Regions from separate parts of the Homo sapiens genome. Here region 2 is linked to region 1. Evidence: chromatin loops called from intact Hi-C (ENCODE). Cell type or tissue: PC-3. All regions are shown on one strand. Each heading gives the region's core, and the rest is flanking DNA. Links, peaks and the distances in the headings are about the cores only.

The links. Hi-C counts contacts between places; a loop is a spot of excess contacts. Peaks named below come from ENCODE experiments on the same cell type or tissue, not always from the same donor. Only the 100,000 strongest peaks of a DNase experiment are listed, where the experiment ranks them.
Region 2: it touches region 1 in a loop (12-fold over the local background); 1 of 110 quality-filtered maps calls a loop at or near these places.

Annotation. Positions count from the first base shown.
Region 1 is chr5:92,836,860-92,839,786 of GRCh38, reverse strand. No RefSeq gene overlaps it. Among named protein-coding and RNA genes, the nearest start is that of LINC02058, 100 kb to the left of the region's middle. In PC-3, for the core only: a CTCF peak has its summit at 1,331 (motif pointing right); DNase peaks (open chromatin) are centred at 1,336 and 2,216; H3K4me3 peaks cover 301 bases; H3K27ac peaks cover 1,291 bases.
Region 2 is chr5:92,943,609-92,946,535 of GRCh38, reverse strand. No RefSeq gene overlaps it. Among named protein-coding and RNA genes, the nearest start is that of LINC02058, 5.3 kb to the right of the region's middle. In PC-3, for the core only: no CTCF peak of the experiment used is centred there; a DNase peak (open chromatin) is centred at 1,175; H3K4me3 peaks cover 977 bases; H3K27ac peaks cover 2,038 bases.

The DNA.
Region 1 (2,927 bases), core at 100-2,599:
ATGTTTAATTTTTTATTTGTTAGCAATTTGTATTTATTATTTTTGAGTCTTAATGTCTTTACCTATTTTTCTGTGCAAGAATTTATATTATGTATTGGGTTATAAGGACTCTTTACATTTAAGGATTCTTACAATGGGTGTGCTAGACCTGAATAAAGCTGAAAAGAAAAGGACCTACTTCCAAAAGCTTATTTTAGCATTCAAAGACAGAAAATAAATAAGCAAACAAGAAAACAAGACTTTTTTTGTTTCTGACAAACACATTCCTTTGCATCTGACATTTTAGATAGTGGGATAAAAAGTGTGTTGATGCCTTCACTAATGTGGCCAGAACATGATAAAGTTCTCTAGTTTCTGAAGTCTTTATTCTACTTTATTTTTATTTTATTTTGTTTCATTTTTTGAGACAGAGTCTCGCCCTATCACCCAGGCTGGAGTGCAATCGCGCCATCTCAGCTCACTGCAACCTCTGCCTCCTGGGTTCTAACAATTCTTCTGCCTCAGCCTCCTCAGTAGCTGGGATTATAGATGCCCACCACCTCGCATGGCTAGTTTTTGTATTTTAAATAGAGACAGGGTTTCACCATGTTGGCCAGGCTGGTCTTGGACTCCTGTCAAGTCTTTATTTTAAATAGATATATAGTTTTATAGATTTCCAAATTTTGGTCTTGCCCATTTCTTGTTAATTTTTTTCTTTTGGGTGAGGTCTCTTTGCATTATGTCTCCTAGCTGGTTATAGCAAGCGACTTTTCAAGTACGATATTGATAATTTGAGCTATTATTCCAATGTTAGCAAAAGGGTGAGCCAATTACCACAGAGCGGTACTCAAAATTTTCTGTGAGTCCCAGGACTGTTTCCCTAACTTCCTAAGCTCATATTTGCTGCGGAGGTGTTAGAGCTGGAGAACCTGTTGATGACCAAAAAGCTTATGTCTCTTGATAGCTTATTTCTTGAAATTATACTAACAAACTTATTCTTTATCAAACACCTTAATTTGTGTCTTTGGTTTCTACTCAGAATTAATAAACTTCAAAAAGGTATTTATACATTCTAAACACTCACTTAATATTACCCAAGTTGTATTATAGTTTTTGAATTTATTTCCACATAGATTTTCACTTAAAGAAGAAGAAAAGGTTGATTCATCATGACTAGATAACACTGAAGAAGACTGAGAAACTGCCTTTGCTTTCTAACTTTGCACTTGGCCGGGGAGGGTGTGAGAGGCTATATGATCAACTGTTAACTGTGGGAGCAATCCCCAGGAGCCATCTCTCTTTCTGTCTTACTGAGTATCTACCTGTGGATTTCCATGACACTAATTACCACATGGGGGCTCTGACAGTTCACATTAACCCAGGGAGAATACAAGAGTCAAGGAGAGGCATTCTCATATAACTCCCCTAAAGGTCTGCCTAAGGTTAACAGGTAAAGGTTTGAGACATTTTTTCTTCCAGGCATTCAAAATATTAACTACAGTATTGCATTTTTACAGTGCACTAATATTTTTTGATATAGTTAATGTTTCCTACTAAATCTGAAGACTGACTATTTTGTGTTTTGGGGTCAATCCTATATGCTTATTATTATATTTTGTTCATGGGCTTAGTTGAAAAAAGTTTATGTAACAGAACAAGAGAGAATATTGATACCATTAGTTTTTTCCTCCCTATGCACCAACAATCCAACTTAAGGGTAGAGATAAATTTTTGCCTTCGTATAGCCTGCCTCAAACCATCACCAAGTGCCCTCCATATACAAATCACTTGCTTCTGTATATTTTTGTATCATTTCATGTTTGACTTGATTATTGTGCTTAGTACCATGATTTAAAATATTTATTTATCCAGCTTCTCTTTAGTGGATTATAACTTTCATAAATACAGGAAACTAGTATTTTGTGTGTGTGTGTGTCCTTCAAACCTCTGTACAGGGCAAAGCATATGGTAGTTGCTTATTGGATGAATCAATAATCCATTAAATAATCATTCTATTTTGTTCTCATATTACTTCTGAACTTGATCAACATCAGAGTCTGCCAAATGCTTTTATTAACTATTTACATTCTATATTGTTACTAAAATTTAAACAATTTTCTGTTAAAAATGTTTTCACTGTGCTTCCCTTCATCTTACAGGGTAAATTCATGTTTGGTTTGATGAGTAAGTGTATTTAGACATTTATCTGGCAAACTTGAATAAATTCTTCTGGGATGATAGATCAGTGTACTGTGTTTTAAAGTAATACTATAGCATGTGGAATTTACCACAACAGCTTCTAGCAGCAGCAATAGCTAACATTTATATAACATTTACTATGTGCCAGGCTGATAGTTAACTCAAAACTATTTTCCAGGCACTATTTAACCACTTAATGTAGATTAATTTATTTACTCTTCTCAATAGTGCTATGAGGCTGGCATTATTGTTCCTATTTTACATATGAGAAAACTGAAGCAAGGAGAGGTTAAATGAAGTGCCCAAGGTTATGCACCTGGTAAGTGGTAGAGTTAGCATTATTGGCTTCAGACCATCGGTCCGTGATCCTGACCGCTATGCCAAAGATTATTCAAAGACTGCTCTTCTAGATAACATTTAGAACATGACCCTGAGGGGGAAAAATTAAGTGGTAAAGCTACAATTACAGAAATGTAACCTATCTGGAATGCAGTAACATCAACATTAGGCTAAGAGAGTTTTACTGATGGCTATAAACTCCTAGGTTATGAATCATGTGCTCATATCTTATAAATTTTGAGATGAAGTGGCATATATAGTGCCTGTGGAGTTCCAGAATGGCCAAACCTAATCCAAAATCTTTGAACAAACAACACTATAAGATCTGTGGTGTTCTTTCATGTACAACTGAGGTTTTTCAGCCAAGACTGACTAATTAGTGCTAGTTAGGAAAGACTGTCCACCTGGGT
Region 2 (2,927 bases), core at 229-2,728, 110 kb before region 1:
CTGAAATTGGTCACAAATTAATTCAGTTAATAAGCACTTTTTGGGTAGGGTCCATATATTTACTGTTCAATTTCCATTGTACTCTTAGCCCAAGGAAAGTACTCGACGTACATTTATTTATTGACTGATTGTAGACATGATCTTAGCTTATCTAATAGTTATTGATTTATTAAACACATTATATGTATTAACAAAGCACTAAATATTAAACAAACTGAGGTAGATCTTTCTGGAATAGTGCCAGAGAGGATATTCAATATACACAGAATAAGAAGAGCTATCATTTACTGGTCACTTGGCAAGCACTTTACTAAGGATTTTACATAGGTGAGCTAATTTAATCTTCTCAATAATCCTGAGTTAGACATCATTATGATTCTCATTTTATTTATGAGTAATCTGAAATTCAAAGGGACCCTCTCAAGGCACAAAGCTAGCAAGTGTTAGAATGGGTTTTAAATATAAGTGGTCTCATAGCTGAGCCCATACACTGAGCAGAATTTTCTCTCATAGTCTACATTTGTTTACTGTAAAATTTTAAGACCTAGGTCACTATCATAATTTGAATACAAAGTTCCCCTATATGCTTTGCTAAATACAAATAATAAATTTCCCTTTTTGCTTTATCAGAGGAGTATCAAGCCTTTGTACTTTGTCTTTGTCAGACATCAGAGAGAAAACCACTAGTCAAATATTCACCCATTTTTCAGTTAAGTCCACTTTATAAACAGCTCTTGGCAGCACAGAGAGCCCACATGGTGAGTGCATAGTGCTGTCTTTCAGTCATTCCACCACTGGGACAAGAGTTTCAAGGATCTGCCAGTCTTACAAATTAGTTTCAGAAAGACTTGTTTTCAATAGTTGAGTTTAAAAACATTCTAAATTACATTTACTACAGTTTGTTTAAAGCTTTTTTTTCTGGCCTATCTTTCTGAGTTGCAGCTTAATTTTTCACTGTCTCATTATAATTTCTCTCTTTTTTCTGGATTTCATCCTCTCATTCATTATTCTTTGTCTCCTCTCTTGTTTCTGGCTTTTCTTCCTGCAGCTGGGCTTTGGTTAGAAGGGGTGGACGCAGCTGCCCAACCGTTTTCACATTCTTTACTGATACGATTTTCTTGAGGTAAAACATCATTTAAGAAGTATTACTCAACAATTAAATGTTTCTGTCCTCCTCAAATTCTGTGTGTGAAAGTCTGCCAAGAAGATCCTTTGCAGTTGTTTGTATTGGTTTGGATCCCTTCCTGTTATGCATTATTTTATTTGTTCTGTGCTTGTTTGCCTTTTATGTAATATTTTCTCATAGTTCTAATTTCCTGTTTCTATTTAATCTTCACCACTGACTTGGTTCAACTGTTATCTTTCCTTTTTTTCTTTTTCAGGAGGAAGGGGTTCAAAGGCTACTTTTCCCTATAAGTTTTGACACTTATTAAACTACATGTTTCTTCAATGTAATGGGCTAAATTTTTACAGAGTTCAGGGGCAATTGTGAAGCTAGGAGTTGTACTCCTGCTTAGTTTTGAAGACTCTAACTTGTCCACTGTGCTCTTGGTTTGAAGCAGCAGCAATTTTTGTTGATATTACTACCTAAGGGTACAAAATTGTGCCCATGAGAAAGTGATCTGCTGTGGAAACCTTACACTATCTGGACTTCAGTGCTATTTCTAACTGGAAGTGCCTTAATCTTTCAAAAATTACAGTAGGCTTTTTCAGCATAGCATCTTAGCTGACTTTTCAATGGAACACTGAATAATTAAATATCAGGTTCTTCCTAAGTAATTGAACAAATCTTATTCATCATGCCTAGCTTATCTTTAGATAAATAGGGATGTATCAGGGTACTTCAATGCTGCTCTTCAACATTTACAGAAGGGAAAGGGATGGGATGGGTCCAGGGATAATATTAACGTATTTAACAATTATAAGCACCAACAATCAGAATGGAAGCCAGTCTTAGAGCAGGAGTTGGAAACCTTTGTCATGCCAGTACTTCCCACCTTGTTTGCTGAATTATTGGGAGGCTGGGGTCTTAGCAGTGGGGAACAGACGGTGCACTTAAGGCCCTTGAGCTAGTGTGGAATTATCTTAATACTTTAATAAGTGGCTACATTTTAGTCTTGGGTGAGAGTGTGCTCATTGTTGATTTATGTTCAGTTCAAATGCAGCAGTCCCTTCCAATTTATACATTGTGTTAGATTGGCCCGCAGACACTATGGGGATGGCATGTGATTTTCTACAGTGGTTCCTAGTGAAATCCTGTGTGCAGGTCAAGTTTAGATTTTTATTAATTGAGCTTCTCAACTCTATGGGAATCAGAGCCTACCACTGTCTATAGAAATAAAATTAAATATATATATATATATATATTTATTTCAAAATGCACTGAACTTGAGGTTGAGTTTTGGCCACACCAGTTATTAACTGCAATTTTGGGCAATTGCTTAATAACTTCATTTTCACCATCCTTTATCAGTAAAAGTGAGGGGATTGGATCAGATGAGTTCTACGTTCCCTTCAAGATCTAGCATTCTCTAATTCTATTTAAATACCAATAAGAAGACTTCTTTTGCCTGATATTTAATAGATAATTGAATAAAAATCAACTTACGTTTCAGGTCATGCAGGAAAACGTACCACATGACAAACTTCTGGGCATATAATCCATTCCTGAGAACTACTTATTCATTTCTTTCCACGAGTTTCCAACAGTGTTTAAAGACTATCTGGATAAACTTTTTTTTATTTGCATACAAAGGCAAATAATAATTATATAAAATAAAATACTTTTTCTCTATATGCTTAGCATCCAATTATTTTCTGAAGCATCACTATAGTCTTTCTGCAATGAAGGTGTAGTTATCCTAAACTCTTCCCTCTGTCTCATATGGAAGACAGAATTTTCAATGTTTATTTCACTTTAAGAATGG